Linked DNA regions of Mus musculus: regions 2, 3, 4 and 5 are each linked to region 1. A link is a loop called in an ENCODE intact Hi-C map of the cell type or tissue named here. Cell type or tissue: heart. All regions are shown on one strand. Each heading gives the region's core, and the rest is flanking DNA. Links, peaks and the distances in the headings are about the cores only.

Region 1 (5,950 bases), core at 382-5,381:
TTTAGGGCCACCACATATCTTCCTGTCAAGATGTACCCAGAAACTATGCATGCTACAGAGGTTCCCTCCAATCCAGCCCTTCAGTCCTGCCTCCCTTCCTGGAGATCAGGGCCAGCCAAAGACACTCTTGGCCTTATGGCAGGAATGTGGAAGAGTGACAGAGGCCCTGAGTAATATTTGAGGTCATGTTTTCTTCCTGGAAAGACGGGAGGCCTGATCCCTGACAACAGAGTCCCTGTCCCCTGGGAAGCTCTCTTACATTCTTGGGTTCCTGGAACAAGTGTCAGGGTCAGAAGGTGGCAGTAGCCTAGGCTAGGTCAGAAGTTGCCTTGAGCCTGTTAATAGGTGACTCATGGGATAGATGCTAAACCGGGGTCATCTGTGGGTGTGCACTGTGAATCGCCATAGAAACATCTAGAACAGAAACACGGGCTTTCGTCCATCAGAGCACAGCTCAGCCCTTGGGAATCAGGAGTGGGTGGCCCTTTGCTGACGGCCTCAAACAGACGTGTCCACGGTCAGCTCGGCAAAGGATACTGAGGGCGGGAAACAGGCTGGGCTTCTTTTCGTGGTTTGTTGATTTTTAAGGGCATCACGGGCCATTTGTTTCAATTTACTGAACAAATCTTGAAATTTTCTCAAAAGAAGAAAGGGACTGGGGACAGAGAGTGGTTAAGAGCACTCACTGCTCTTCCAGAGGTCCCGGGTTTGATTTCCAGCACTCACACAGAGGCTTGCAAACAGTAACTCCAGTTCCAGAGGACCCAACACCGTCTTCCAGCGTCTTCCCAGACCCTGGCACATGTGTGGTGCAGGCAAAACCACTCGAAGAATAATACAATGATAGTAAGTTTTTAAAAGAGTAAGTGAACTTAGCCTTGACTTCATGGGTCACTGTGTGTGCTCCTGGTTCAGCCGGCTAGAGGCTGGACTCAGGCTTGTGGCTCTCCATCCTATACTTTTATAGGTTTCTTCATCATTAAAGTGTGTTGATATCTGTCCTCAGATATCAGGGGCTTCCTGGAGAGGGCAGGCACAACAGTGTATGTGAAACAAAGACAAACTTGGGGACATCAGGGACTTGTGGGTGGTCTCCTATTCTCAGAAAGATATGACTTACTTCTAACGTCCAGACTCAAATGTGTAACCTTATATGGGGTGTTCACGGAAATGACTGAGTTAAAGATAGAACCATGAGGCTGGAGAGATTGGCTCAGCACTTAAGAGCACTGACTGCTCTTCTGGAGGTCCTAAGTTCAATTCCCAGCAACCACATGGTGGCTCACAACCATCTGAAATGGAATCCAATGCCCTCTTCTGGTGTGTCTGAAGATGATAACAGTGTACTCATTAAATAAATAAATAAATAAATAAATCTTAAAAAAAAAACCAATAAAAAAAGACGGAGTCATGATATCCTGAGTCAGTTGATCTCGAGAAGAACTGGGAGCAGGGGCTTATGGGAAGAACCATTGTGACAGAGATAGAAGTTCAAGGGTGCTGGGCAGTGGTGGCGCACACCTTTAACCCCAGCACTTGGGAGGCAGAGGCAGGTAGATTTCTGAGTTCAAGGCCAGCCTGATCTACACAGTGAATTCCAGGACAGCCAGGGCTACACAGAGAAACTCTTGTCTCAAAAGACAAAACAAAAAAACAAAAGAAGAAGAAGAAGGTGTGTTTGTGGTATATATATATATATATATATGTGTGTGTGTGTGTGTGTGTGTGTGTGTGTGTGTATGTGTGTGTGTATGTATTTGTGGTATGTTTGTGGTATGTATGTGGCATGTGTTTGTGTATATGTGTATGTACATGTGTGTAGTGTGAGTTTGTGATTTGTGTATGGTATGTTTGTGGTATATATATTGTGTGTAGGTGTTTGTGTGTGGTGTGTTTTGTGGTATATGTGTGTGTGGTGTGTTTACGGCATATGTGTGCGCAGGCTGTTTGTGGTATGTGTGGGTGTCTGTGTGTGTGCGCACACATGAGGTATATATGGTGTGTGTTCATAGTGTGTGTGTTTGCACATGTGTGTCCATGTGTGCATTCATGCATGCCTGTGACACGACACCTGCGTACCTGCATGTTTTCCTTTCTGTCGTGTTCTCATGACAGCCTGCAAGCACAGGCTTGTGCTCTGCCTGCCTCTCGGTTAACTCAGTCCTCAGCCAGGAATCTTGGAAGAAATCCCATGTCCTTGGGGCTCCCAGCCTCTAAGCTAACAACAGCAGCCCCCATCCCCCTGCCGTGGGAGGGAGGAACAGAGGCTAAAGGACCTCCTAACAGCTGCAGCCTGGGGCTCCCCTCTCAAACTTCCTGAAGTGAGAGATGGAGAGGGCAGGAGATAGAGGTTAGAGGTGGGGAGTTCTACCCTGCAGAGAAGGCTGGTATCCTGGGTAGCCTCCAACTCTTCCTTCATGCCTTTCCTTCTAAGCTGAGACTGTCAGCAAGCCGAGCCAGGAAGACAGAACCTATGATCTCAACACATGTGTTAGCTGAGGCTGCCTGGTAGCCCCTTCTCTCCCAGCCTCCCAGCCCCCACATGGGTCTCTGCAGCGTGGCCGGAAGGAGGCAGTTCTGGCTGTCTCTTTCTCAGGAAGAAGCCCTAGCCCCTGGGGTCCAGCCGGCTCACAGCTCGTGTCAGTGTGCGCTGGAACCGCAGCAGAGAAAGCAGGCCAGCACGATGCTGGCCTTGTTAGGCGACCTCCCCTTCAAATGATTGTTCCATTATGTTCCAGATTCTTCATTATGAAGGAACTGGCCCTTTGTGTGTCCCCTGCTTAGGCGCTCTGCTGGCCCAAACTCCTGGGGCCAGTGGCATCTCCTGCAATTCCTTGTCACACAGGCAACGGCCCCCAGAACCAGGCCCCTGATGTTTATTGCGGCTGCTCCCTGTCTCCTAGTGAAGGTGACCCTTAAGGCTGGTGTTCTTGAGTCGGTGCCTGGCAAGGTCTCCTCTTTGAGGCAATGCCTCTTCTGCCACCTGGTGGTCAGACTGTGTCACACCATGTTAAACTAACGCGGGACTCTCCTGCAGAGAGACTGATAAATCAGCCTGCTGCCACAAAGAAAATCCCCCACAGAACAGGAGCAGCATCTACCGCCTTCCTCAGAGACCCCGTTCTGCTGATTTCCTGTGACTCTATAATAACCTTCTACCTGGAGATCCAAAGTGCTGGCTTTAAGGCAGTGATCCTCAACATTCCTAACGCCACACCCCCTTCATACAGTTCCTTAAGTTGTGGTGACCGCCCCCAACCATAAAATTATTTTGGTTGCTACCTCATAACTGTAATTTTGTTACTGTTATGAATTGTAATGTAGATATCTCATATGCAGGCCATCTGATATGTGACCCCTGTGAAAGGGTTTTTCAACCCCCAAAGGGGTCACCACCCATATATTGAGAACCAATGATTTAAAGGAAGAGGTGGGTTTCACCCAACTTTCACCAGCAGGCAACACAAGGCAAGTGACTCCATTTCTAAGCCAGGATTTTTCTCACCAAGCCACAGGCTTCTGGGTAGGTTGCATGAAGCCTGCCAGTTGCCAGTGCGGCCAGCGTTCTGGGCCAGTGATGACATTATCATGCAGGTGATCATCCCAGTTAGCGTTACTTATCAGCTTAGCAGAATCTGAGATTATTGGAGGCAGGGAAAGGGGGGGGGGGCAGAAGGGAAGATTCTCAGTTGAGTCTTTATCAGATTGTCCTGTGGACATGTCTGTGGGAGATGGTCTTAGTTGTTTAATTGATGTATCATGGACCAGCCCACTATGGACAACACAATTCCTCAGGCAGGTAGTCCTGGGCTGTATAAGAAAGCTAACTGGGGCTGGAAAGACAGCTCAGTGGTTAAGAGCACTGACTGCTTTTCCAGAGGTCCTGAGTTCAATTCCCAGCAACCACATGGTGGCTCACAACCATCTGTAATGGGAGCCGGTGTCCTCTTCTGGTGTGTCTGAAGACATCAACAGTGTATGCATATGCATAAAATAAATAATGTTTTTTTTTTCTAAAAAAAAAAAATAGAAAGAAAGATAGTTAAACGTGAGCGTTGGAGCAAGTCAGCAAACATCATCCGCCATGGTTTCTGCATCAAGTCCCTGCGGGATTTCCTACCCTGACCCTCCTCAGTGAAGGATGAAGCCTGGAAGTGTAAATCAAATAAACCCTTCCTCCCCGTAAGTTGCTTTTAGTGAGAGAGTTTTACTATAGCGACAGAGAGAGAACTAGAACGGTGAGGGTGGCAGCGGCGATGATGTCATGATGCTCTTAGTGACAGTGGTGATGGCAATGACGTCATCAGGTTGTTAGGTCTCGAACCTGGGACAAATGGCTAACTGGGGTGCCTATTCATGTATCAAATTGGACGCTGTCCTCCAGCCTCTCCTTCAGCATCACCAGTACCTGTTAGGGCATCATCCTAGCTGGCATGCCCTGCCCTGTACACCAGGCTCTCCAGCCTGACGGTTGAGGAGTTCTTTCCACAGCCTGTGGGACCAGCAAAGACAAAAGCCCCCAAGTCTGGACAACCTCTGACAGCTAATCAGATCCCCAAGAGGGCAGCTTGTCCTAGACACGGCTATACCCAGTGTGTTAGAGCTGGGTCATCATAGCCTCCTACTGGGACAGCATCTAACAGACCTCACCAGGACCCCAAAAGAGGTCAGGGTCACCTGTCACAACTCCTAATACATAGGACCTGTGAAAGAAGCCCGGGTGGATCTTGAGATTTCCAGGCCTTGCCATTTGCTGTCCCAGGGCCTCAGTGTGTCCCTGGCTAAGTCTGGGTTCTGCCTAGACAAACATGACAGTACTGATTGTTAGCATTTTGTCTAAGCTCCACCCCACAGTTACCTGGCAACATCCAGGTATGCCTGACTCACTATAAAAGGAGCTGCTTGCCCCCCCCCCTCTTTTGCTCTTGCCTTCTTGCTCCCACTGTCTCCCCATTCCCCTCCCCCCTTTCTCCTCATGCTCATGGCCAGCCTCTATTCCTCCTCCTCCTCCTCCTCCTCCTCCTCCTCCTCCTCCTCCTCCTCCTCTTCTTCTTCTTCTTCTTCTTCTTCTTCTCCTTCTCCTTCTCCTTCTCCTTCTCCTTCTCCTTCTCCTTCTCCTTCTCCTTCTCCTTCTCCTTCTCCTTCTCCTTCTCCTCCTTCTCCTCCTCCTCCTCCTCCTTCTTCTCTCTCTCTCTGCCTTCCTCTGCCTCTACTACCCTCTTGACTCTCCTCCCCATGCCCTTAATAAACTCTGTTCTGTACTATACAGAATAGCACTGTACAGAAGAGTGACTGGTCCCTCAGGGAGAAGGGATGCCTCAGCAGGGCCCACGGAGGCACCTCCTTCCCCCACACCTGACTGCATACCCACCAAACATATCCCCTCTCTCTTTCTCTTTTTATAAACACATCACTGACCCCCAGAGCTGCTTTAGGATGACCTTCTCTGGGCCTGCACAGGGTCTTGTGCACCTTGGTCCCCTAGTAGCTGTGGTGACATGAAGTCACCTGGAATCCTGGGTAGGGAGAGCAGCTGGGGAGATATAGGCTACAGGCAGCCCCGGAAGGAGTGGGCAACCAGGCCCCAGGACTAGTTTTGCCTGTTGTAGGAAGAGGAGACTCTTGGGGATCACCCCTCCCCCAAGATCCCAGAGCGTCTTAGACGGGGAAAGCCGCCCCAGCTATGGCCTTTAGGGCTCCCAAGTTTAAGAGGCATGGAGGGTGAGAGAATGGTATGGGGAAGAAATGGAGGAAGGGAGGAAGGGAGGGAGGGAGAGAGGGAAGGAGGGACGGAGGGAGGGAAGGGAAAGGGGAAGCCCTGTTCTCTTTTTGTAGTGACACAGTCAGGTTGGATCAGGGATCACTTGATCCCAGTCACTCTGTAAAGATCCTGCCCCCAAAGACAGCTCCATGCTGAGGACCAGATCAGATAACCTTGGACGCTCATGTT
Region 2 (5,950 bases), core at 442-5,441, 340 kb before region 1:
AGGGTGAGTCTTAGGCTCCACTGGACTCTGACTGGATGGGTGGGGTCATGAGAAAACAAGATAGGTTCTGGTAATGAAAGGAAGGCACAGCCTTGTAGGTCAGGATCAGGCATGATGGGGATACGGAAGGGCAGGACATCTGTGTCCTACATGCTGACCAGCATTTCGTTGTGTTTTGTAGGAATCTTGGGGGAAGTGTTTTCCAGCTGGGAAGCTCCTTGAGCTCCTGGTGTACTGGAGAGAGCATCCTGGCAGATTCACAGCCTAGCAGCTTCCGTTGTGACTCAGACACTATCACACAGTGAGCTTAGGATAGCCTTGACTTGAGGTTTACCAAGTTGGAAAGTACTCCTGTGAAAACATTATCAGTACTCTTCAGCATGGAGCACTGGAAGAACAGACTGGTAGAGGAGTTCTGCACTGTTGTTGATTGTGTTGAGGTCTCAGTTGAGACTGAGACAGAGTGAAAGCACTGTGGGACTTTCAGTTATCATCTAAGACCATTCAGCTAATAGGACAGAGTCCGTGCCTGAGTTCTTGTATAATTTTCTATTATTACAGTGAGGATGGTAAAGGGTTAGCTGAGTCTTGGTCAGCTTCAGGAGCAGAGCCTTCAGAGGTTAAGGAGCTTGTTTGGCAGTTCTAGCAGGGGGCACAGCTATGTATATGTCCTTGGCTGAGGAATGGTCTTCCTCGATCAGGGAAGGCTGTCCTCTTCAACTGGACATTTAGTTTAGGAAGGGATGTGCGTGGGATGATAAGTAAGGGCATGCCTGTCTACTCAGCCAGGTAGCCCTGTGGAGGGTGGGGTGAAGTGCCAAATCCAGATTGTCCTGACATCCAAGAGTCTTGTGCCTTCAAATGGGACAGGATGGTTGGGATTTTTAGATACTACTAGAACAGCTTGTGAGCTTTGAGGATCTCAGTCCATGAGGGCCCTCTACTGGTTACTTGAAAGAATCTACGAGTACACCACGTGATTGTAATCTTGGGGAATAGGGAGAAAGAAAAGAAAAACAAAGACAGTATAAGGGGAGGCAATGTCACAGATGTCTCTCAACCATAAAAGGCCATCAGAATCTTAAGGGGGTTGGCTGGGGGAATCCTAGACAGCTTTATGAAGGAGTAGACTTAGGGGGGCAGTTAAAAGGCATCCGAGAAGTAGTTTATTCAAGAGAGAGGGGACAGCATTTGGTATAGCATTTGGCCAATGGATTTCAGTTCCGCAATTTGGAAAGTGCAGGTTGTCCAGTGTACAGTCCACTTACTGTGGAAATGAATTGGCTAGACTAAAGCAGTGTTCAACAGGTAAATGTAGTTGGCCTTCTTCTGTGGATCACTGGGTTAGTCTGTGCACCTGAGATACTTAACAGCTCCTCTGGAACAGTGGTCCGGAGCTGGGTCTTTAGTTCTGGAGCCCTTGAGCTACTGCAACGGCTTATTCCTGGGAAACGTGTAGGATGCAGAATCATTGTGGAGGTGTCTGTTTGCTGTGGAAAACCATGTGAGTGGGAACGCCTGACAAAGGGCTGACAGTCTGATGAAACCCTGGCAAGTTGCAGAAGTATCTGTCAAGCATTTCCCTGAAAAGATAGCTTCAAGTATAGTCCCCAGGTCCTCAGAATGTCACAGGGGAACAGTGAGGCCTGTTGGGCTCTAGTCCATTTTGTCAGGAGAGTTTTAACCAGGGTCACAGTGAGGTCTGTGTGAAGATATAGGGAGGCCAGAAAGGGAAGATAGTGAAGAACAGGCCATGTGAAGGTGGAGGTAGGGTCTGCCAAAGTGCTACTTAATCCAGGGAATGTTGGGCAGAAAGAGGCAAGGAACAAGTCTACCTGTCAAGCTCTCACAGTGAGTTTGGCCCTGATAGCACCCGGACTAGGGTTTGAAAGTCCGCAGCCCATGGGACTGCATTCCATGTGCTTGGCAGGGATTGTGCCACCCAAATCTCAGCTCAGAGTGAGATGGAGCTTGTCAGTATTGCACTCCTTTCTCTGAAGCTTCCGGAGTACTGGGGAGGAAAAAGCTAGTGGTTATTTAAAAGTGTTTGTGTTTTCAGACAGCTGTTGTGGTAAAAAGTATTTCACATTAATGAAAAACAACTGATGACGTGTTATAGACGTGCCAGGTAACAGGGGAAGAGAAACCAGATCCCAGTGTGATCTGAACGTTTTTGATCTGTGTTCAAAAACAAAAACAAAAAAAAAAACCAAAAACCAAAAAAAAACCAACAAAAAAAAAAAAACCAGCTACCAATACCACCAAAACAATTCAAACTCAAACCTATCGGGCTATGTGTGGCTCACACCTATAATCCCAGCCCGGAGGAGGCTGGGGCAGCTGGATTCTGGAAAATACAGTGAGACTCTGTGATCTAAACCCCCAAACAAAGCCTGAGCTGTATAAAGTATTGCTGTTGAAATAGTCTGCGACGTACATGGCTTCCCTCTATCCCTAGTCTGTCTAATGTGCCAGCCTCTATGCAGTTGTGTTGCTAGAGATTCTCCTGTTCTGAGTGCAAAAGCAGTGGAAGCAGCTAGGCTGGGTGACAGATAACCTGTTTTCATACAGAGTTTGTGTAAGATGTTTCCGTTCTGTGTATCAGTCATTGCGTTGTCTATATTATTTATGTTTGTAGATTGAAAACATTTGCAAAGGCAATATATTTTTTTATGTATTGTTTTTATGACCATTTTAGAGATGCTATGTAGATCAGGTTGGCCTGGAACTCTTATAGAGATCTGCCTTCTGCCTCCTAAATGCTGGGATTAAAGACATGCACTACCACTCCTGGCCAAAGGCAGTATATTCCCACTGTCCCCAGTCCCCAACCCCCAGACAGGGTTTCTTTGTATAGTCCCGGCTGTCCTGGAACTCGATCTGTAGACCAGGCTAGCCTTGAACTCAAGAGTTCAGCCTGCCTTTGCCTCTTGAGTGCTGGGATTAAAAGGATGCTCCACCACCACCTGACTTAAAAGCAGTACATTCTTAAGGGAGATCTTTTGTTTTAACTAAAGTTGTACTTTTCTGTCCAAGTAGAAGATGAAGAATGTATAAAGAAGTGATACTCATTCTACAACATTCCAAACATTTTTCTAAGCCCTTGGGGTGCAGCATAAAACAACATGATAGTCTCATGTCCTGGTGGCGGTGGTAGGTTGCAAGCAATGGTTCCATCAGGCCACTAGGCGGTGGTCTGACACAGCTGATACAACTGCTGTAGGGATGGAAATAGTCTCTTGAGCAGTATGGCCTGAACTTTTCTGGGGTTCCATATTGTGACAATGGCCTTGTTGAGCCTGTTGCTTTGGTGTGAAAACCTGTGCATGTCCACATAAAGCTACACAGAGAGGAATTTACTATAACAAAAGTGTTGGATGGTTAAAATTGGTTTCTGTATATTTTTACATGCAAGATTTGCAGAGATTTAATTGCTCCCCTCCTTTCGGCTGTGTTCGAGTAGCAAAGTTTAATAATAGAAGCAGACTTTAAGAGCTAGTTGCAAAGATAAAATATCGAAACTGCTGATACTTTTACTACTTAGTTTCTGTCTGGTTATGTGGAATGTATTCACATATGCTTATAATGTATATGTGTAGATAACATTCAACACGATTACATGTCTTCAACAGTGTTATTTTAAGACATGAAGGTCCATTGCTCACTGGTTTCGTGGGTGGTCAGGATTAGTGGGACGAAGGAGAGTTCACATGGTATGACATACCTGAAAAGTCGGGGAAGAAAGCTCTGACGTAGGGGAGAATAAATAGTCCAGCGGGGCTTGCATGTTTCTAGGAAATGTGAAAGGGACCTTGCCAGCCGGTTTCATAATCTCCACCTTGTTGTTGACCTTTGGGTTCTAATCTTCCTTCTTGGACAGGGTCTCAAGGAAATGTAGGCACTTTCTTTGTTCTTTCTCCAGAATGCTTGGGATGCCACATGGCTCTAGGCAGTCCCTGGGGGTTTTGTGTAAGTGTTCCTTTGCCTTTTCAGATCTCTGGAGCACAAAGCGTGCCCCTTCCCTTGCCTGCACATGATTGATCACCAGCCTGTAAACCTTTCCTCCTTGAGGTGGAGGGGTGTGTGGTCTTGCATATGTTCTTTAAGCATTTGTTCCTTTACTCGGGTTTCATTACCCTCTGTTTATACTCCTGTTGCTGTAGCTGAGCTCTCTTGTCCACTGTGTGTTCCTTTCTTGCTGCTAGTGATGAGAGCTGAGGCTGTTGATTTGAAGTAGTTGGTTTTGAAGTATGATTAATTAAAGCCTCTGCTAGGAACCTTGTTAGAAATTTAATTTCTTTGGGCTGGAGAGATGGCTCAGTGGTTAAGAGTATTTGCTGCTCTTGCAGAGAGGGCTAGGATTTGGGTCCCAGCACTGGTAACCCACAACTGTATATAACTCCAGTCCCAGGGGATCTGACACCCTCTCCTGGCTTCCATTGGCACCAGGTGTGAACATGGTACAGATACATATATGCAGGCAAAACATTTATACAGTTAAAAAAAAAAGGATTTTTTTTTCTTTTATGTGTGTGTGAGTGCTTGCTTGTATGTTTGTTCACGGTATTCACACTTGGTACTGAGGAGCCAGGATTGGGAGTCAGAGTTGCAGGCAGTTGTAAGCTGCCATGTGGGTTCTGGGAACAAAACTCTATAAGATCAGCCAGTGTTCTTAACCACTGAGCCATCTTTCTAGCTAATCTTTAGAAATCTTAAAAAAAGAAATGTACCTTCTCTTTACCCCTCCCTGAGGAGCAGTTGGCAGCTACTGGTTGTTGGAGGAAGGGGAGTGGTTCTTCTCACTGCTGTAGTCATTGGTAAGTCACCTGTGCTTCTTGTTCACACAACAGATGCTAAACTGAGAAGGTCATACCCAACCCTAACAGCATCCACAAGCCATGAGAGTAAGAGGAGGCTTCTTGACAGTCAGGTGGTCAGCAGCAGTGGGAGATGCATGAGAGTGGAGGATGGGGGGAGGGGGCAAATGTAGTAGATATGTCCATGAAAGTGGTAATAGGAAAGAGTTACCTTACAGAGAAGAGATGTAAGTTCTGAGGCCCACCTAATAAACTCCATGTGCCAGGTCCAAGTCCCCTGGGATCCTAAGCATATTAGGCTTTAGCCAGCTGCTCTCTCTTAGTATTTATTCTCAAATCTTGCATATATATTGGCAAAAAAAGAGTTTGATTTCTTAGCCTTGAGATCAGACTATTAAAATTTTGAATTAAATACCCCATTTTTTGAACAGTGGTATTTCTGCAGTATGACAGTATTTAAAGTTGATAATATGCTTCTCGTTGGTTTATTGATGTGGGTGTCTTTTGAGTTTTTTGTTGGCCATTTGACTCATAAGCTAAATGCTGGTGGAGAGGAAGTGTTACGTCGTCACTACCCCCTCACTGTAGCATGTTCTTGTCTTGATCTCTGTTGCTTCCCGCCTCCGTTTACTACTGCAGTTGTTCTATTGAGTCAGTCTGCCAGTTGGTGGGACTTGCTCTGTGAGTCAGCTCCTGCTGGCACCAGCCACTCATGAGATGCCTTCTGCTTTTTATGGCACAGACACACGTTTGTGCCATGAGAGAGTCAAGCGTCCCAGCTCTGCCTTCAGTACTTTAAATAACTCATTTTCTTGAAGTCTTGAGTACCCGTCTGGCAGAAAATGAGATCTTAAAATCACAAAGTAAGAGAACAGGAGAATTTCTCTCAGGACTGGAGGCAGTTCAGTACCACATTGTGCTTAGTGTGCATGGCATGGGGTTCACTCTCCAGCATCTATTCCCACCCCACCCGTCTAACAACAACAAAAAGATTACTCGTATGGCTTGGAAACTGGAAGAGAGCTTAGGCACAGGACTATAAGAATGTTGTATGTGGTTCCACATGTCTTAAGTAATTTTCTGTCTCTTCTAGACCTGGAAAGAAAAGAACAAGAATTAGAGCAACTGATAAT
Region 3 (5,950 bases), core at 501-5,500, 250 kb before region 1:
CCATGTTCACATGACCACAGTGCATTTCTGCATTTGTTGTCGAACATTTGGGTTCATTCCACCTTTTAGCTACTAGTGAACAAGCCTGCCAAGAACACAAGTGTGCAAAGGTCTGCTTGAGTCCCCACTTTTGATTCTTAGCAGTGAAATTGCTAGATCATGCGGTAACACTGTGTTTTAAGTCTTTTTGCTTGTATAAATAAGTGTGTGTGTGGTTGCACATGCATATGTTCAGGTGCCTATGTGTAAGTTTGGAGGCCTAAAATCGATGTCGGATGTCTTCCTTAGTTCCCGAGGTATATACTTAGGTGGGATCTCTCACCAGACCTGGAGTTTGATGATTCCAGCCAATCCAGCCAGCCAGCTTGCCCTAGGGACACTGTCTCTACCTGCTGGATAATAAGGATTACGGGGAACTGTCACACCCACCTGACTTTTACAGGGATCCTAAGGATCCAGGTTCTGGTCCTCACACTCTCATGGCAAAGTTTTATCCACTGAGCCAAACTGCTGACCACAGAAGCTGCACACAGTCTCTTCTCACCAACAGCAGTGCAAGAGTCTTCATCTACACACTCTTTGCTGTTTCTTTCTTACCAATTGACCATTCATGGTAGTAGCCGTGATGCAGGTCTCACTGTGGTCTTTTCTTCCCCAGCGCTGCATGCTGCCTATAGTGACCATTGCTGTGGCTGCCTTGGCAGCAGGTCTGTTGAGGCCCTTGAGATATTTTTGAATTGAACTATTGTTTTCTGTGGCAGAGCTGCAGGGTTTCCACATGTTCAGGATCCCTGATCAGACTGAGGGCTTGCCGGTGCTTGCCGCCATTTCGTAGGACATCTTCACTGCAGTGTCCTCTAACATGGAGGAGCTGTCCCTTTCCATCATGGCCAGCTTCTGTTTCTATCTACATCTTACTCTCAGCGTCTTTGAGATCACCAAATCTGCAGTCATGAGGGAAGCCCTCCCTTGCTTTCATGTGACTTTTATGGTCTTATCTCTTTGCTTTAGAGCTTTCATCCACTCTGAGGGTTTTGTTTTTGTTTTGAGATGAGAGTATCACTATATTGCCCAGTGTAACTTGGAGCTCCTGGACCTAAGCAGTCCTCCAATCTCAACATCTTGAGTAACCGAGGAAGCTGCCACCATGCCCAGCTCGTGCATATGGTATAAGGTAGAGGGCTGGGTGTGTGGATATCCAGTTTTCCAAATAGCGTGTTCAACTTTGTCGTTGTCATTTCAACACATCATAACAAATGTGATTTTCAGAGCTCAGAAAGTGGTGGTGTATATTTTGCCTTCTGGGTTTTAAACACTTTAGCTCCATGAGTAGCCCTTTTTATAAGGATTATAGACTGTGCCCAGAGGGGCTCCCTGACTTGCCTCTTGCTCCTCTCAGAGGTGAGCCTAATGTTCCCGGCACAGTGACTGACAGTTGGCAAAGTGACGCCTGCCCACATAGTCAGCATGGCTTTTCATTGAAGGCATTTTTATAGCTCCAGCTTCATGCAGAATACTTCTGTGACTGTCCACGAAGAAGATTCCAGGCAGCAAGAGGAGGCAGGAGGCCAGAGAGTACTCGTGGAGGGCCTGCAGAGGGAGGGTGAGCTACAGTGCAGCTGACCCTGTGGTGGATGCTGTAAAAGAGCTGGCTGTGGGAAGGCGGGGTGGGGAGACCTTGGATTTACACTTGAATATAAGAAGATTAAGGATTTAAGCATTAAATGGGCTCTCTCTCTCTCTCTCTCTCTCTCTCTCTCTCTTTTTCCTCTCTCTCTCTGATAGTGATGCCCTTTCCTACTTGCTGTGAGCTGATGTCCACAAATCCCTCCCAGGATAAAGGCCTCTTCTTCCTTGGTACCCAGGGAGCCAGGGCGCTGATGAATGAAGCTGGACTAGGCAGTGAGGGCAGCCCCAAGAGGGTGCAGGGAGGGTGGGAAGGCTTAAGCCAGCCTGGGCCTGGTGCCTTTTCTTTCCAAGGTGAATCACAGTCACGTGATAGCATTCTCCAAGGAGCAGGTATCACAGGTAAAGGCCACATGCTTCTGAGCAGCCAAGGCCGTGAGTTGTGATACACTAGACATTTCTCTCTTCTCCCTCACATATTCCCCTTGCATTTGATGGGCCTGTGAGGCCAGGAGACGGGTTTAAAGCCCTGTGTATTCTTGAGACCAGCCCTGTGTTACCAGTGTGACTGTGTTTTGGCTGTAGACCAAGTGTACGTGCTCAGACACTCTGTCAGTTCTGTAGAAGTGGTGGCAAGTTATCATTGTCCTGCAGGACTGACCTAAAGTCCCTACCTCACAAGATTCCAGCCAGCTGCCACTTATATTACCAGCAACTCACTGACCACCAGGGCCCTGAACCCAGGCTGGCCTCAAGTGGAGCACCATCCCTCCTGCTGTCTCGGTTCCTGGCTTCCTTGCCTCCTAAAGCCTCCCTTTTTATCTAGTGTTCTGGAAAGAATCCCATTTCTGGGGGTTGCCAGGAAAAAGCTTTATTCAGGTTATACTAGAATCTCAATGGAAACAAATAAACCCTGGGCCTAGGCCTAGGGTTCAGGCTTTGGGGTAAGAGTGGTGTCCGAGGTTCATGCACCTGCCAGCTGGCTAGCTCCAGGGCCCTGTCTATCCTGTTGACGTCATTAGCACAGGAGACTCCCAGCAAGGAACAAAGCTGCCTGTACTCTTGGGCTCTTGATCCTATCATCTTGTCTCAGGAAACCCTTGACTAAGGTCCAGGCAGGTGAAAAGCCTTCCTGTTTGTCACATACAACTCGGGGCCAAGCAGTCCCCTTTGGCATTAATTCCTGCCCTAGAGGGCATACTGCATCCAGTGTCGCTTGCATAAGCCATGCTGCAGTTTCTCTTTCCCAAAATGTGTTATGGGTACCTTCCTTAGCACATAGTTCATTATTTCCCAGTCCTCCAGAACATTCTGGCCTGGGCCATGCCCTCCTCAGCCTGTGGAGATGTAGCTTTCACTTCAGAAGAGGCAAGAGCTTTGGTGCTGGGAGAGCGCCGTGTCCTTCCCAGGGACTGCTGTGCAGACTTGGGAGACGCTGTCTCCTCTCTGAGTGTTTGTGGCTGGGACTGAACTCTGACCTTATCGAGAACAGGCAATGCTGGGCCATAGGTGCCCAGTTCCTGCCACATGAAGTGGCCTCACCACCAAGGAAGACAAGAAAGGCAGGCGGGCAGCATTTATGCTTTGGGGTGACCAGGGTTAAGGAATGTGGGCACCAAGAACAACCAGCAAGTGTTGAGCTTACCTCTCAGTTCCTTATAAATGTGCACGTGCTATGCTTTAGGATATCACTGAGCCTAGCCGCCATACCACCCTTCAAATAGCATGCCTTGTGGAAAAGCAGAACATTTCCTGAGACCCCAGACCTCTCCGTCCATAGCCACTGGCTCCTGCACCACAGCTGGCCAAGTGCCCCCCAAAAGAAATATCCCAAGACATCCTCCAAGAGGCATCCCCAGGATATGGCATGCTCTCTCATGGTCTCACAGAGGTCTGCTCTCATTACCTGAGTTGTGAGTGACAACATGGGAGGCACGGCCTTCTCAGGGTGTGAGGGTACGCAGTCCTCAGCAGCCTCACGCCATGCCGGTGGTGTCTGGAGGCTTTATCTGGAGTAGATTTGTGAAAATGGGTTGTAGGTATATGTCATCTCATACAATAGGAGAGCCCCACCCCAACCCCGGCCAACACCAGTTGGCCAGTGCCTCCAGTTCCCTCAGGCCTCTCACGTTCTAAGCGGGACAGGTTTTTGTACTAAGAAAATCGGGTAGCTCTCAGAACATCAGAACTGAGAAGGCAGTGTAGTGTGCACACCAGCTATCCCTCGTCACCTTGGAAAGCCGTGGTTTTGCCCATCAGTTTCCCCCGACTCGCACTGTTTAGGTATCTGCTGAAAATCTACCGGTATGTTGTTGGCATAGCAAACACAAAGGTGGGAGCAGGCCTCCAGCCAAGGACAACACAGTGAAGGAATGTGGTCCGCCTCGCTGCCCAGCCATGGATCAGGTCACTGCCCCAGATCTGGCCTGTGGACATATCTGAGAGTTCACTTGGCTCCCCGAGGTATTGCAGCATCTCCTGGGGTATTTCCAAGGGTACCTCTGTCATCTACCCTCAGTCCCCAGAGAGTACAACTGGGAGAGTTCTGCAGACTCTGGCTAAGCAGTTCAGAGACTGTACTCCAGAACTCCCCTCCCTGGAACTGCAAGCATCTGTCTCTTAGGCAGTTACAGACACTCCTGGGTCTGCTCACTTTCTCCAGCCACTCCTGTGCCCAGGTGGGCTTGAAGCTCTCTGGAGCCTCTCCTAGTTATCTCCAATGGGACAGAGTAGAGGGAGGACACCCCCAACCCCTAGTCAGCAGCTTCCAAAAGGATGTCCATATTTGGTGCAGGCCCCGGAAGTTCCCTGAAGACAGAGCCTCTGCTGTCCATGGACATGGATGGCTGGAGACCTGACCTTTGAGACCGGCCTCCCTTTCTCTCTGGTTCTCTGGCCCACTCCCTCCCTGGGGTTTCCTAAGTTCAGCAGAGCTGCCTGTGCAGGAGTCTTGCTTGCCTCTGGCTTTTCTCTGGGAGAAGCCAGGTCATCTGAGAGAAAGTTGAGTTACATTCCTGCCTGATGCAGGTCAGGGTGTGTGTTCCTGGCCATCCAGCCCTCGCTATGTAATTTCTACCCGAGGCAGGATAGATCGTCCGTGAGTCAGTGAGTGAGAGTAAGGGGAATGCACGCAGTGCAGTGAACAGGTGTGTCAGTGAGCCAGCGCTCCAGCGGGCTAGACTGAAAACAGAGTGATTTAGAAAGTCGTGGCTCAGGCCCAGCGTGGTCACAGTGCTTCCCAAGAGCCTGGCATGTAGGCAGGCCAAGCTGGCTGGAGCACTGGGCTGGTCTCAGGCAAGCCTCCCCATGTGGATGGCAAATCCAAGGAGTGATTGTAATTGGGGAGGAAGCTGAAGGTTCGAGACCAAGTTCTAGAAAGACTGGGCTGGGGTTTGCATCACACCCACACGGTCCTTGTCATCATCAGATGATGCATTAAGGGTTCACCACGTACAGAGATGGGGGTCACAGGGAAAGGGCCTACAAGCTAGGTCATGCTGTGTGATGTCTTGATTTGTATTCTGAGAAATAAATAGATTTATTATTATCAGAGAATATTATTATCTATTATTATCAGAGAATATTATTATCTGATAATATTATTATCAGAGAATGGGGTGGGTGGGGAAAGAACATCCTGGGAAGAAATGGGGTGTGTTCCCTCATGGTGTCACAGGGCCAGTCTAGTGGTTTCTGTTTCTTCTAACCAGATTGACTTGGCCATCCAGGGTCTGAGTACCGAGCCTACCAGGTGTTGCTGAACGGAAGGCATGCGGGTAGAGGCCAGAAGACAGCCCTGGGTGGGAGTCCTCTCTTTCCAGTTTGTTTGAGACTGGTTCTCTTACATTTCTGCTCCTGTACTATGTACACCAGGCTCCCTAGCCTGCAGGCATCTGGGGATTGTCCCATTTCTGCCTCCCATCCCTCCATGAAAGTATTGGGAGTTATTAGATGCAGCCTACTATGCCCAACTTTTTGTTGGTCGAGGGACTCCAGCTCAGGCCCTCACACTTGGTGGCAAATGCTTTACCCACAGAGCCGTCTCCCCAGCCTCTCTCTCCCTTCTATAGTGTCAGATAGATTTTGTGTTCTGGGAAGACAGACAGCTTGTGGAGATTGAATTTTTCGGACTCCATCATCCATGGAACCCACCCTTCCATCCGATGTAGAGGATTTATCCTGTGAAAGGACACGTGTGCATTGACATGTGTAGATTGGAATTCACAGGGAGACTCTTTCACTGGAAAGAGTGCTTCCCCGGGAACCTGCTCTTCATACACACTGAGGCATGATCTGAAGTGAGGGCTCTATAGGCACACGCTTG
Region 4 (5,950 bases), core at 524-5,523, 66 kb before region 1:
GAGCATGCATGCGGAGGACAGGGGTCAACACTGGAGGCTTCCTCCATCAAAGCCTTACTGTTAGAGATAGAATCTCCTGTTGAACCTAGAGCTTGCTGATAAGGCTAGGCAGGCAGCCTGTGAGCTTGGGTGGCAGATGCTTTCAATCAAGCCATCTCTCCATCCTTACGATGGTAATCTATTGAGAAAAGAGATACCTAAGGTCATAGCTTAGACCTTCTGGCCACAGACCCATGTGCTGTGCTTGGGAGCCATTCCTTCTGCTGCCTGCAGGAAATATAGGCAGAAAAGAACTAAAAGGTGTTTCAGCCTGACCTACTGGTCTCTAAGTGGCCCACAGTGGCCCCAGTTGTGAGCTGCCAAGTCGAACCTTCCTTCTGGACCTTTCCATGACATGGTCCTATCAGAAGCTTCCTGCTGAGTCTTTGTTGGTAACCCATGAGCTTAACTCCAAGGACTAGAGTTACTTTATAGCAGGAAGCCCTGAGAATTGAGATACTTCCTGCTAAGTGCCAGCCTGACTATGTGTGTGTTGGTGGGAATGGCCTTCCAGGTAGACAGTCCCCCGGAGAGGCTGTTGTGACTAGACTTCTCTCATTGGCCAGGCTCCCACCTTCAGGGGAGGGCTTCACCCTGGGCCTCTTGTTATCCTGGGTAAGCACACAGCTACCTGCAGAGCTCAGTGCTCCTCCGTGGGGCTGGGCTCCTCCTCCCCAGCCCTGCCTTGGGCAGGACCCGAGCTTCTAGCATATCCAGGAGAGAGACCAAGGCGGTTGGGCACAGTGTGCTGACCATGAAGGTATGGCAGCACTCTGGTAGAATTGGGGGGTAACAAACTGGGTCCCTGTGACAGGATGTCCATGACAAAGGCAGAGCAGCAGTGGCACCATTAACCAGAGATGCCTCCCTGACTACTGCCACTCCCCACAGTGGGACAGAGTTGACACTGGGGGATGGGGGAAGAACTTTTGCTCAGCTGTGCTCACAGCCAGCTGCCAGTTTCAGTGGAGGATGGTGCCCCTTCCCTTTTCTGTGGATGGGGACATTTGCATTCTTGGGTACAGCCTGTTCAGTTTCTGCTTTCGACTGGGCCTCCAGCTACATTGGCCTCCACCCTATGTATGAAGGAAAACCAGTTCCCGTGGGTGGGGTACTACTGGTTTCTCCAGGCAGCTGTAAGAGCCCTGGGGAAAACCCCAGCTGAGAGAGCATTAGAATCACTCAGCCAGCCCTGGCCAGGTGCGAGGGCCAACTCCGCCCCCCCCCCTGGCCCTATTGTCCTTAGAGATGAGGCGATGGATGGGTTCCTAAAGTCCCATTTAAGGTGATCTGGGTCACACACAACCCTGTCCTCCCACTGTGTGCTGCCAAGCACTTAGTGGGGCAGATGGTGCAATTTCCTGCCCAGCTGCCAAGCCCAAGCTGCCCGGGAAGCAGGCACTCTAGTGGAGGCTTTCCAGTGCACCCACCTCGGAATACCTCTGATGCAGTTTTGATTTCCAAGAGTGTGTCGTCATGGAGACGTACTTAGGGGGATGCACAGAACAGGTCACTGCCAGAAAAGAGAAAATATGTGTTATTGTGGGGTCCAAGATGAGGTTTGGGTCTGAGAGCCTTCTAGAAAACCAGGCTATCGCCATGGGTACGTGGACTTGACCTCATGACTTCACAGAAAGGCTGATGGAAGAAGGAAGGGGTGTCTTTGGTCTTTAGCCTATTGTAGGGTGCACTTGCTTTCTCTTTTATGTCCGTTCATCCATCAGGCTACCCCTGGTTGTTAAGGTCAATGAGAATGCATTCAGGAGACCTGGCCAGCCCTCCTGACTCTCCTCCCTTACCGGAGACTCAGCCTTTCATGGGGCAGGAGTAGTTGTTTTGGATGACAATTTCCAAACACCAGCTATAGTCCAGGTAGGTCTGGGTGGAAACAGCCAACTCCAGGATATGGCTGGAGGCATGGCACATCATCTTCTAGATTTTTAAAGAAGTTAGGGAGATATGACAAGCCTGGTGTCTGAGGAGATGGCCCCTCTCCTGCAGGCTCAGCTCTCAATCCCATCTCTTAGTCAGGGTTTCAATTCCTGCACAAACATCACGACCAAAAAGCAAGTTGGGGAGGAAAGGGTTTATTCAGCTTACACTTCCACACTGCTGTTCATCACCAAGGAAGTCAGGACTGCAACTCAAGCAGGTCAGGAAGCAGGAGCTGATGCAGAGGCCATGGAGGGATGTTTCTTACTGGCTTGCTTCCCCTGCCTTGCTCAGCTTGCTTTCTTATAGAACCCAAGACTACCAGCCCAGGGGTGGCACCACCCACCATGGGCCCTCCTCCCTTGATCACTAATTGAGAAAATGTCCCACAGCTGGATCTCATGGAGGCATTTCCTCAACTGAAGCTCCTTTCTCTGTGGTAACTGTAGCCTGTGTCAAGTTGACACACAAAACCAGCCAGTACACCAGCTAAGGACAGATGGTGCCACCTCCACTACCGGGGGTGACATCATAAGTCTCAGCAGCTCTTGGGTCTCAAGGATCAGCAAGGAGCTGGTCCTGCTCATGGAAGGAGGTAACAGGAGGCTGAGAGGAGGTTGGAACCAGGAGTCCTGGAGTTACAACACTGGCTTTCCTTCCCTCACTTGTGAGAGTGAATGTGTAAATGTGTCCTGTGCCCACCATGGAGCAGAAATGGCCTAGAGATCCCCAGGAAAGGGGAGTTGGGAAGATGGGCAGGGCCAGAACCTTGATGGGGGTAACATTGCTATAAGTGGGGTGGGAAGGAAGAGGGGTAAGAAGGGGAGAGAAGAAGGGAGGGTAAAGGGGAGGGAGAGAAAGGATTAACATGGGACAAGCTTACTCAAGACTCAGGAAAGGGAGAGAAGGAAGAGAGAGATGGGGGGAGGAGTATCCCTGGTTGCTATGGTAGTAGCCCTTGGTCACTAACCCAGAAGGTGAAGACACAGAGCATCTTTGGGCAGGAGAAAGGGGGTAGGTGAAGGTTACCATGGAGAAAGGCATGACTTCAAGCCACTCAGATGGATAGATCCTACAGGTCAGAAGCTCTGAAGAGTATGGGTCCCTTGTGGCAGGCAGAGTCAAGATGTGCCTGGATCCTGGGGCCACATGAGACCCACTTGGCCCCGTCCACCTCCTGGCTCTTCGTGCCCTATCACTTCCTTGACCCTAACTGTCCTCCCCTGCTCCATCCCAGGGCTCCTCCACTTGTCACCTCCAGGGGTCCTCCTGACCATAGCTATAGTGCTTTTGGTCCTGCCAGTCACTCACTGTCACCCTCTTCTGGACTCTGTGCAGCAGCTTACCTGAGCTCTCTCTTTAGGAGCCTGGGGCCAGGTATAGTTCTCCTGCCACCAACTGGGTTAGGTAGATAGATGGTGTTCTAATTTCTTTTCTGTTGCTGAAATGAGAGAGAGAGAGAGAGAGAGAGAGGGAGAGAGAGAGAGAGAGAGAGAGAGAGAAGCAAAGGAAGAAACAAAGAAACAGAGAAAGAGACAAGAAAAAAGCCACCCTGACAAAAGCAACTTAGGGGAGGAAGGTCACAGTTCCAGGATTTGGTCCATCACAGCAGGGAATTCAAGACAGCAGGACCTGGAAGCAGCCACCCTCATCTACTATCAAGGGCAGAGAATGCATGCCTCCATCTGACTCACTTTCTCTTGTTTTATATAGTCCAGGACCCAAACCCAGGGAATAGTGCCACCCACTTTTAGGCTCAATTAATGTAATCAATACATGCCCTTATAGACATACATGGCCCCAGGTCAACCCGATCTAGACAGTCCTTTACTGAGACTCTCTTCCTAAATTACTCTAGATTGTATCACATTGACAGTTATCGCTAATCGTCACATTGGGATGGGTGGATGAATGAATGAATGAATGAATGAGTACACCAGCCTCAGCATAAACAATGGCCATTAGAAGAATCCCATGAGCCCCACAGCAGTTGCAGAGATACTGGCTCTAGGAGCCTATCAGTGACCTAGGAGTGATCCTGCTTTCAGGAATATAGTAGACATTTCAGAGGCAAGCAAGCCACTAACTTTCCTCAGGACCCACTTATCACTCACACTCAAAAGAGAGAGTGGAGAGCTATTGGCTTTGCCCTGGGTGAGGGGTTCCCAAGACTACCCACCCACAGCCTGGCTCTGAGGACTGAGCTCACTGAGGGTGTGGACCAGGGCCAGCCAGCTGGACCCACAGGCGACCACAAAGCAGTACTACCAATAGCTATAGCAACTGGTGGCCAGCCGTACCAATGGTTCTGAGGGTGACGGAGAAAGCAGCTTCAGGCTCAGCCTTGTACAAGGAACACTATCCTGACATTGCTAACACGACACCCTAGATGTTCCCCCAAGAGAACACAGCAGGGCCTATGATTATATACCTGCCTCCTGTTTGCATCCACATGAAAGACCTGGGCAACCTAGGGACACGGGTAGCCAGAAAGAAAGGACTACCTGACTTCTTCAGCACTTGGGAGGCAGGTGCGTAATGATTGGCTAAAAGCCCATAGCAAGACATCAGGGCCTCAGGGGCCCTGAGATGGCTTGGTTTGTACATTTGTGGAGCTGGGGCTTCTGTTAGTTCTAGCATTCCTTCATGTTGGCCTGTACTTAGATTGTCCAGTCCCGCAGTGCTCACGGCTCTCTAACAGACCCAGCCGCTGAATTGCACCACATCTTCTCAGTGCCGAGGTCTTATCTTTCCTCATTCTTCCCGAAGAGTCCTGTGAAAAAAATGTGATCTTGTCAAAGCAGCTCTTACATTCTCTGAATCTGCCTTTTAAGCTGCTAGAAAGCCAGCATCCCCTCCTCCCTGATGGAGTCTTCCAGGGAGGCCTCACTCACACTCTCCCTTGCCTTTTCTCCCTTGCTCTGTGGCAGGGCTCTTGGGTCTGCACCATGACTGGCCAGCTGACAGCCATCTCCCTGACCTGGGTGATGCTAGAGCTCTGCCTAGCACTATCCAGCTCTGCCCAGCGCTGCCCAGCTCTACCCAGCGCTGCCCAGCTCTACCCAGTGCTGCCCAGCTCCGCCCATGCCCACACACCCTCACCTAGATGGAATCATAGAATCCGGCCATGCTTCTTCTCCCGAGGTCAGCTTCACTAGGATGCTGAGGATTCAAGCCACTGTTGTTTGGCCTCCCTCCTTTTCAAGGCTTCTGCCTCGTCCTGTTCCTGCCTCAGGCGCCCAGTTTTGTATACTGGGAGCACTGCTCAGACCCCTGGCTTCCACTTCCTCACAGTCTAAGCCACTGAATCAAGTAAGTCCTCTACTGGGTTCTGTACCTGCTCCAGGTTGGCTGTATGACTGAGAGCAGATCCCCCCCCACTAGGTTTTGTTTCAAAACACATACCATGTATGTTTGACCCAGATCCAATCATGTCTTGAAATGGTTGAGCAAATCTCAGGGACTATGGCCTTTCGTTGCCCTGGGCTGGTCAGTCTGGAAATGCTAGTGCTGACGAATAGCAAGCAGTATGACAACTCTCACCATTGACCTTTGCACCCCCAAACAAGATGGAACCTCGTCGAGAGAGTTGCTATCTAAACTCTCCACCCTGCGGCTGCCTGGGGAGCTCAGGGGTCCTGGGGTTCCCCATCCATGGGACAGGACATAGCATGTAGTATGTGAGGAAGAAGCAGAGCTACGGGCACCATGCCAGATGCACAAATTATACACATACCCCTTACACTCCCAAACATATCCCTAGCACACTCTGATGAACATTGTCAGGGACATGACACAGCCCAGACATACTTGTAAATATGTTACACACACACACACCCACACACACACTTAAACGCATATACATATGTTTTCATACTCACACCAAGTTCCACATCCCCCACTGATTTACTCACAACTGTGTTATAGCACCTTTTATACACACTCACACATACACACACTCCTATATACCATATAAACA
Region 5 (5,950 bases), core at 505-5,504, 390 kb before region 1:
TGAGGACCCCGAGATCGTTGTGCAGGCCACGGTGCTGTGAGGATCACGCACACTCGCCCTGACACACAGTGAGCTGAGGTGTCCGTCTCCATCCCTCTGAAAAGCTGTAACATCTGCCTTAGAGCCATGACTGAAACTGGACATCATGTTCCTTCCTGAGAGTCGGGTCTCAGCCAGTCTCTAGTGTGAAAATGTGCCATTGTGCTATTTTTTTTTAAATGACAAAGCTGTTGTAGGAATATGTGATTCAGAACCATGGTCCCTTCCCCCAAAGGCTCTGGGCCTCTGACTGCCTCATAGGCGTGTGGAAGGAAGGAAGGTGGAGGAGGCCAGCCTGCTGCCTCTGGACCTTTCTGTTGGTCACTGGCTGTCACTGCCCCCTGTGTATACACAGTCCTGACTCTGCCCATGTTGGTGCTGTCTTTAAAATTGGGTTAGAAAAAAAAGAAAGAAAGGAAGGAAGGAAGGAAGGAAGGAAGGAAGGAAGGAAGGAAGAAAGAAAGAAAGAAAGAAAGAAAGAAAGAAAGAAAGAAAGAAAAAGAAAGCAAGCCAGCCAGCTGGGCATGGTGGTGCACACCTTTAATCCCAGCACTCGGGAGGCAGAGGCAAGCGGATTTCTGAGTTCGAGGCCAGCCTGGTCTACAGAGAAACCTTGTCTCCAAAAACTAAAAACCAAAAAAACAAAAAAAACAAACAAACAAACAAAAAAAAAAAAAAAAAAACTCGGGTTAGGTCTTAACCATTGGCATTGGAAGAATTCCGCCAAATATTTTCGTTGCCTTTCTGGCTTTCCCTTATTCCTGCATTAGAGTTTCTGTGTCTCTGCCACTCTTTGGGTGTCCCAGAATGTCACACGTATGGAGCTGCTGGGCTGCGAGGGAAGGTTTCATATCCCCGTGCTTGGGAAGGCACACAAGCATGTGGTCACTGTGACAGGGACCTTTTAAGGAACCTGAACATTCCAGGAGATCTGCAAGCGGCCTGGGTGTCTGCAGGGTCTCCTGTAACTTTGGAGCAAATTCTAGGAAGCTGACCAACATGGGTTTGAGCTGCTGAGAGCAGGGCAGCTTGGGGATTCAGGGAAGTTTGCCTCACTGGGCTCTTGTGGGCACTCACCCAGCCCTGCAGAACTGTCAGGTGGCAGTGCACCTGCCACATGCTGCTGGGGACAGTGCATCGCTGCACAGGGGTTTGGACAGACAGGGAAGGAGAGACAGAGGTGGCTCCTGCCCCCTGGTGGCGGACTTAAGTGCAGGTTTTCCCCCCTCCCCCTCCATTTCTGGATTCTGTGCCCACCTCATGCTGAGGGGCCAGAGGCCCTGATGTGAAGTCAGCTAGCTCTCTGCCTCCTTGGAAGGTCTCCTCTACAGAGCATATTGGCATTGTGTATGCAGGGGCAGCTCTTAGACCCCTCAGGAGACTGTGACATGTCCCATTGCCTACTGCTCAAGGGTGAGTTTTTTTTTTGTTGTTTTTTTTGTTTTTTTTGTTTTGGCTCTACTTCCCAGAGTTTGGGGATCCCCAGTCATGACTGTGAGTGGGGCTGTCTGTTCACAACATCCCTTGACCTCAGTCAGCACCCACACCCACTTTAATGAACTTCAGTTCTTGAGATTTGCCTTGCTTCTTCACAGAAGCCACAGTCTAAGGAGAAATTGGAGGTTGCCTTGGAAGCCAGGGGATAAGGCCCAGAGCACGTGACTAAGAAGAAATGATTAGTGCTTTGAGCATGGGCAGAGGTGCTGGCCGAGGTCAGGCTTTCCAAAGAACTGTCTGCAGCCCTGCCAGCCAGCAAGCACTGGGTCCGGCCCCCTAGTAGCCAAGTCAGAATTGGCTTTTGCTTTCACTTTCCAGAGCTTAGTAAGGAAGCTGCATTAGCCCAGGGTAGCCCAGTAGGACTTTGATCCTGCCTCAAAGCGTCTCCTTCCACCTCCCGGATGCTAGGAAGGAATTCCCACATATGACTCTTCTTAAGTCATGCCTGCTCCTGTGTGATAATCCTGGGCCTCTGTCTCACTTCTGCAGTATGTCCACGAATGTAAAAATGACAAATGACACGGTCCTTTTCCTTAACGGTGAGAGCCTTTTTTTTTTTTTAAAGCCACTTGCTGTTTCAGTGGGAGCATTCTAGGCTCCTCTGTGCTGAAGTGGGGATTTGAAAGGAGGGGACTGTGCGCCCCACAGGCTGTGCTCCCAGTATGATGTCAGCAGCACCACCTGAGATAAGAGACCAGCACAGGCTGTTAGAGGTCAGGCTGTCTCCTGTCCTTGTTGAGGAAGGTAGGGTCCCTGGAAGGAGCCAGGTTGGCCAGAGCAGTGCTGAGGCCTTTGCTGTGCTCCTGGGCAGCTCCTAGACAGAGTTCCCGGCTCCAGCTACTTCAGTCCTTACACTGTAAAGTGAAGGGAAGAAGAAGTGAATGTATTTTGTCTCCAAGTTCTTCGCTTCCTTGCAGCCCTTTGGGGGACTCATTAACTTGGGGTATCAAGCCATACTTAGGTAGTTCATACATGCCCAGTGACCACAGGCTGGGCCCACCTGCTTGCACTGGGCCCTCCGTGAACCTTTCCGGGGCAGTGTATCCACCTGGACCAGAGAGGGCACTGGGGTTTGAGTGGACAGGCATGGACCCAGGCTTTGGTGGTGTGCCTTCAGGAGGGTGCCGCAGCCCAGTGCCCCCTTTTATTGCTGCCATCTGGGGTGCTTCTCTTCCAGACATCCACGTAGCTAGCTACCTGCAGAAAGCCATGTCTGTCCATGTGACAGATGGATGCTAACCACGGGTCCCACCAGTGGATGCTAAGAATGGATGTCCCTCTAAGGGGCAGTTCTGGGAGGTCAGGTTCAGTGTGAGGTTACACTAGAGCTGCAGTCTCTAGGGAAAGTGGTGAGCCAGGGAAGGCTTGAACCTGGTCCCCAGGTCTGAATGAATGTCACTCCCCCCCACCCCCCAATGATGGAGACACGCCTTGGGGTGGAGGTGTAGCTGGACATGCCTGTGCCTGTCCACACTTTCTGTGACAGCTGCAGATGGCTGGCAGGTGCCAGTCCAGTTGCAGTCTCAGCATCCACCAGCAGGGGGCACGGTGGAGCCTGTGGAGCAGTGTCAGAGGCCCAGGCAGATGCTGGTACCAACTGATTAAACAGCCATCCTGCCATCCTGCTGGGAGATTTGATGTTTTTGGGTTTTTTGTTTGTTTGTTTGTTTGTTTGTTTGTTTGTTTGTTTTTTGGGTTTTTTTTTGTTTTGGTGTGTGTGCGTGTACATCTTTCTGTCAGGCCTCAGACTTGGTGTTGTGCAACACCTGACAGTAAGTGGGAGTCAGTGTGTCCCCAGGTCAGCCTGACCTCCCAGAAAGCCATTGCGTGGTCAGCATGGCCAGAACTGACAGTTTGTAAATATCGGTGTGTTTTGCACTGTTGTGTCTCCTTGCTGGTTTATTCTTGTTGCAGACACTTTCTATGGAGAGATTAACATAAAATAATGTTTTCTATGCCATATTCGCCCTTCACTGCACCCTAGTGGGTTTAATTTGCTTAAAACCAGAATTTAATGTGCAATTTTAAATTTAACAGTATTTAATCTTTTTATGCCAATAGAAATTTTTTGCCTGGCATGGTGATACCTACAATCTAGTACCCTAGAGGCTGAGGCAGCAGGATAGCTATGGAGTAAGACACCTTCACTCACACATTGCCCCCCCCCAATTACTCCTGGAATTTTCTTTCCTTCCTTCCTCCCTTCCTCCCTCCCTCCCTCTCTCCCTCCCTCCCTCCCTCCCTCCCTTCCTTCTTCTTTTCCTTTTTTTTTTTCTTGTTTAATTCCTAGTGGAATAAACCCAATTTTTAAAAAAGATTTATTTATTATTATACATCAATACACTGTAGCTGTCTTCAGATGCACCAGAAAAGGGTGTCAGATCTCATTATGGGTGGTTGTGAACCACCATGTGGTTGCTGGGATTTGAACTCAGGACCTTCGGAAGAGCAGTCAGTGCTCTTATCCACTGAGCCATCTCGCCAGCCCATAAACCCAATTTTAAGATTCCACACTATTGAGCCAGGCAGAGGATGTCCTCAGAGCAGAAGTCTCCGTCTCCCTTGGATTACCGTCCCTGACTGTGGCTGAGCTCCCCCGGGCCAGCATCTCATTTCTTCCCCTGGTTCACCGTCAGGCAGGTTCTGGTCTTGGTGCAACAGGATCCACATTCCAGGTGCAAAAGGTCTCCCTAGGGCAGGGAACCCCATCCTGCCCTGGTCAGCTCTTGAATAGCCAGCTAGAGCTGCCTCTCCCCTGACGCTACAGGTGGGTGGAAACAGGAGAGAACCTGCCACTCAGACTTCCATGCTTGGAAGTTCCCAGAAGGCCTTGGGTATAACCTTGGCCACACCTCACTGCCCGTCCTATAGAGCCAGCAGGCCCCGTGAGATGTTGGGTAGGTAAAGCCATGTCTGCACCTCACAGCCTGCCTTGCCCCATGCAGCAGGTGTAGGTGACCTGGGTTGGGGCTCTGGAAGCCTCTGAGCTACACTGTCACAGAGGACTCAGTTCATGCCTGACATGAGGAGGGTGTGTCCTGGGGGTGACAGAACACAGTAGAGGACATGAGCTTAGCACACCCTTCTCCCTCATATCCCACAGAGCAGGAAGGCCGAAGCAAGGTTCCCTCAAAGCTCAGGCCTCAGTGAGTCCCACAAAACACCTGAGACCATTTTCTGACTGATGGGGGAGGAGTGTGTGTGATGACAGTGTTTTGTGAATGGAGGTGAATTCTTCATGAACAAAGCTCTTGAAGGATGAGACATGGGCAACATCTCAAATGCTCTTAGCTTCATAGCTGTCCATTCCTGACACAGAGCCTGTCAGAATTTCACCCATGTGTTGTAAATGTCAACCAATTGGAGGATGGGCTGCACCTGTGGGGCTGGCCCGACCCTGCTAGTCCTTCCCAGAGACCACCCCTCTGTGGCCTTCAGAGCAAAGCACAGTTAGCCCCTCAGTCCCTGCTGTGCAGGAGGGGTGTGCTCTGGGCTCAGGAGGTCTCCTGCCCAAGTCCCCCAGTCCTGTGTACTGTTCCCTGTCAGCATGTTTGTGGACATGAGCACCTGTCAGCACTGTGTAGCTGTGTCTGTTTTGTGCTAGTCTGTTGTCTTTTATGACTATCCACAAATAAATATTTTCATTGCAGTTGTGCTAGTGTGGTCCTTTCTCCCCAGCGTGCTCCTTGTGGTTACTGCCCAGAAAGCGTGGCAAGGAAAGGAGGTGCTTGGTCACAACTGTGGTGGTCTGCAGCTCACTCTTCACTCTCTTAGTCTTCTCAGTCTTGGGGGACTGTCTGGTGCTTTAGGGCTTCTGGGATGATTCACAGAGTGTGGACACTTGGAGACAAAGAACCTGCCTGGCTGCTCCCTGCAAGGATCTGAAGACCAGCCATTGGCTGCCGATCTGGTGCCATCTGGCTCCATGACTTTTGACAGTGACCTTGGGTGGTGACTCGAGCTTGGGAGTCCCATGATCATGACTATCCCACACCCTTAAGTATAAAACCTTAGAAGAGTTCAGCAGTGTGTCTGAAGGCAAGGAGGTGCACAGGGAGAAGAGACACCTGAGTGCTTATTTGGCCATTTATCACCAAAGAGGATGGGAGGCTATGGTGGGGACCACCAGGGACAGAGCAGAGATAGAACCTGTCCAGTGACTGCTGTATTGCTTTCCATTAAAGGACACATCTGTTTTTTTTTTAAACCAAATGAATTTAAATGGGACATTAAATCTCCTTCTGAAGGTACCAGGTACAAGAGATCACCGCCTTTTCTATATACAACATGGAAGCATCCTTTGTGTCTTGTTACAATTCCATTGCTGTGAAGAGACACCATGGCTGTAGTGGTGTGAATTTGCTTGGTTCAGGAAGTGGCACTATTTGGAGGTGTGCCACTGTGGGTGTGGGCT

Evidence for each region. Peaks named below come from ENCODE experiments on the same cell type or tissue, not always from the same donor. Only the 100,000 strongest peaks of a DNase experiment are listed, where the experiment ranks them.
Region 2: it touches region 1 in a loop (6-fold over the local background); 41 of 42 quality-filtered maps call a loop at or near these places.
Region 3: it touches region 1 in a loop (2.7-fold over the local background); 9 of 42 quality-filtered maps call a loop at or near these places.
Region 4: it touches region 1 in a loop (2.1-fold over the local background); 16 of 42 quality-filtered maps call a loop at or near these places.
Region 5: a loop joins it to region 1, with 9 times the contacts of the local background. A loop is called at or near these places in 12 of 42 quality-filtered maps.

Annotation. Positions count from the first base shown.
Region 1 is chr17:31,682,703-31,688,652 of GRCm38, reverse strand. No RefSeq gene overlaps it. Among named protein-coding and RNA genes, the nearest start is that of Cryaa, 7.7 kb to the right of the region's middle. In heart, for the core only: a CTCF peak has its summit at 2,983 (motif pointing left); DNase peaks (open chromatin) are centred at 2,212 and 2,922; H3K27ac peaks cover 1,217 bases; H3K27me3 peaks cover 306 bases.
Region 2 is chr17:32,022,830-32,028,779 of GRCm38, reverse strand. It overlaps Hsf2bp (heat shock transcription factor 2 binding protein), which reads left to right. Exons shown (of 8, transcript NM_028902.1): 3 at 5,911-5,950. Among named protein-coding and RNA genes, the nearest start is that of Hsf2bp, 8.7 kb to the left of the region's middle. In heart, for the core only: a CTCF peak has its summit at 940 (motif pointing left); DNase peaks (open chromatin) are centred at 3,189 and 3,869; H3K27ac peaks cover 686 bases.
Region 3 is chr17:31,937,587-31,943,536 of GRCm38, reverse strand. No RefSeq gene overlaps it. Among named protein-coding and RNA genes, the nearest start is that of Gm30571, 28 kb to the right of the region's middle. In heart, for the core only: a CTCF peak has its summit at 2,830; DNase peaks (open chromatin) are centred at 2,706, 3,676, 4,026 and 4,386; H3K27ac peaks cover 1,608 bases.
Region 4 is chr17:31,748,751-31,754,700 of GRCm38, reverse strand. It overlaps Gm30316 (a long non-coding RNA gene), which reads right to left. Exons shown (of 5, transcript XR_003952224.1): 5 at 1-4,744. Among named protein-coding and RNA genes, the nearest start is that of Gm30316, 16 kb to the right of the region's middle. In heart, for the core only: a CTCF peak has its summit at 3,230; a DNase peak (open chromatin) is centred at 1,060; H3K27ac peaks cover 1,879 bases; H3K27me3 peaks cover 589 bases.
Region 5 is chr17:32,070,636-32,076,585 of GRCm38, reverse strand. It overlaps the pseudogene Pdxk-ps. Among named protein-coding and RNA genes, the nearest start is that of Rrp1b, 37 kb to the right of the region's middle. In heart, for the core only: CTCF peaks have their summits at 1,199 (motif pointing left) and 3,060 (motif pointing right); DNase peaks (open chromatin) are centred at 1,205 and 3,045.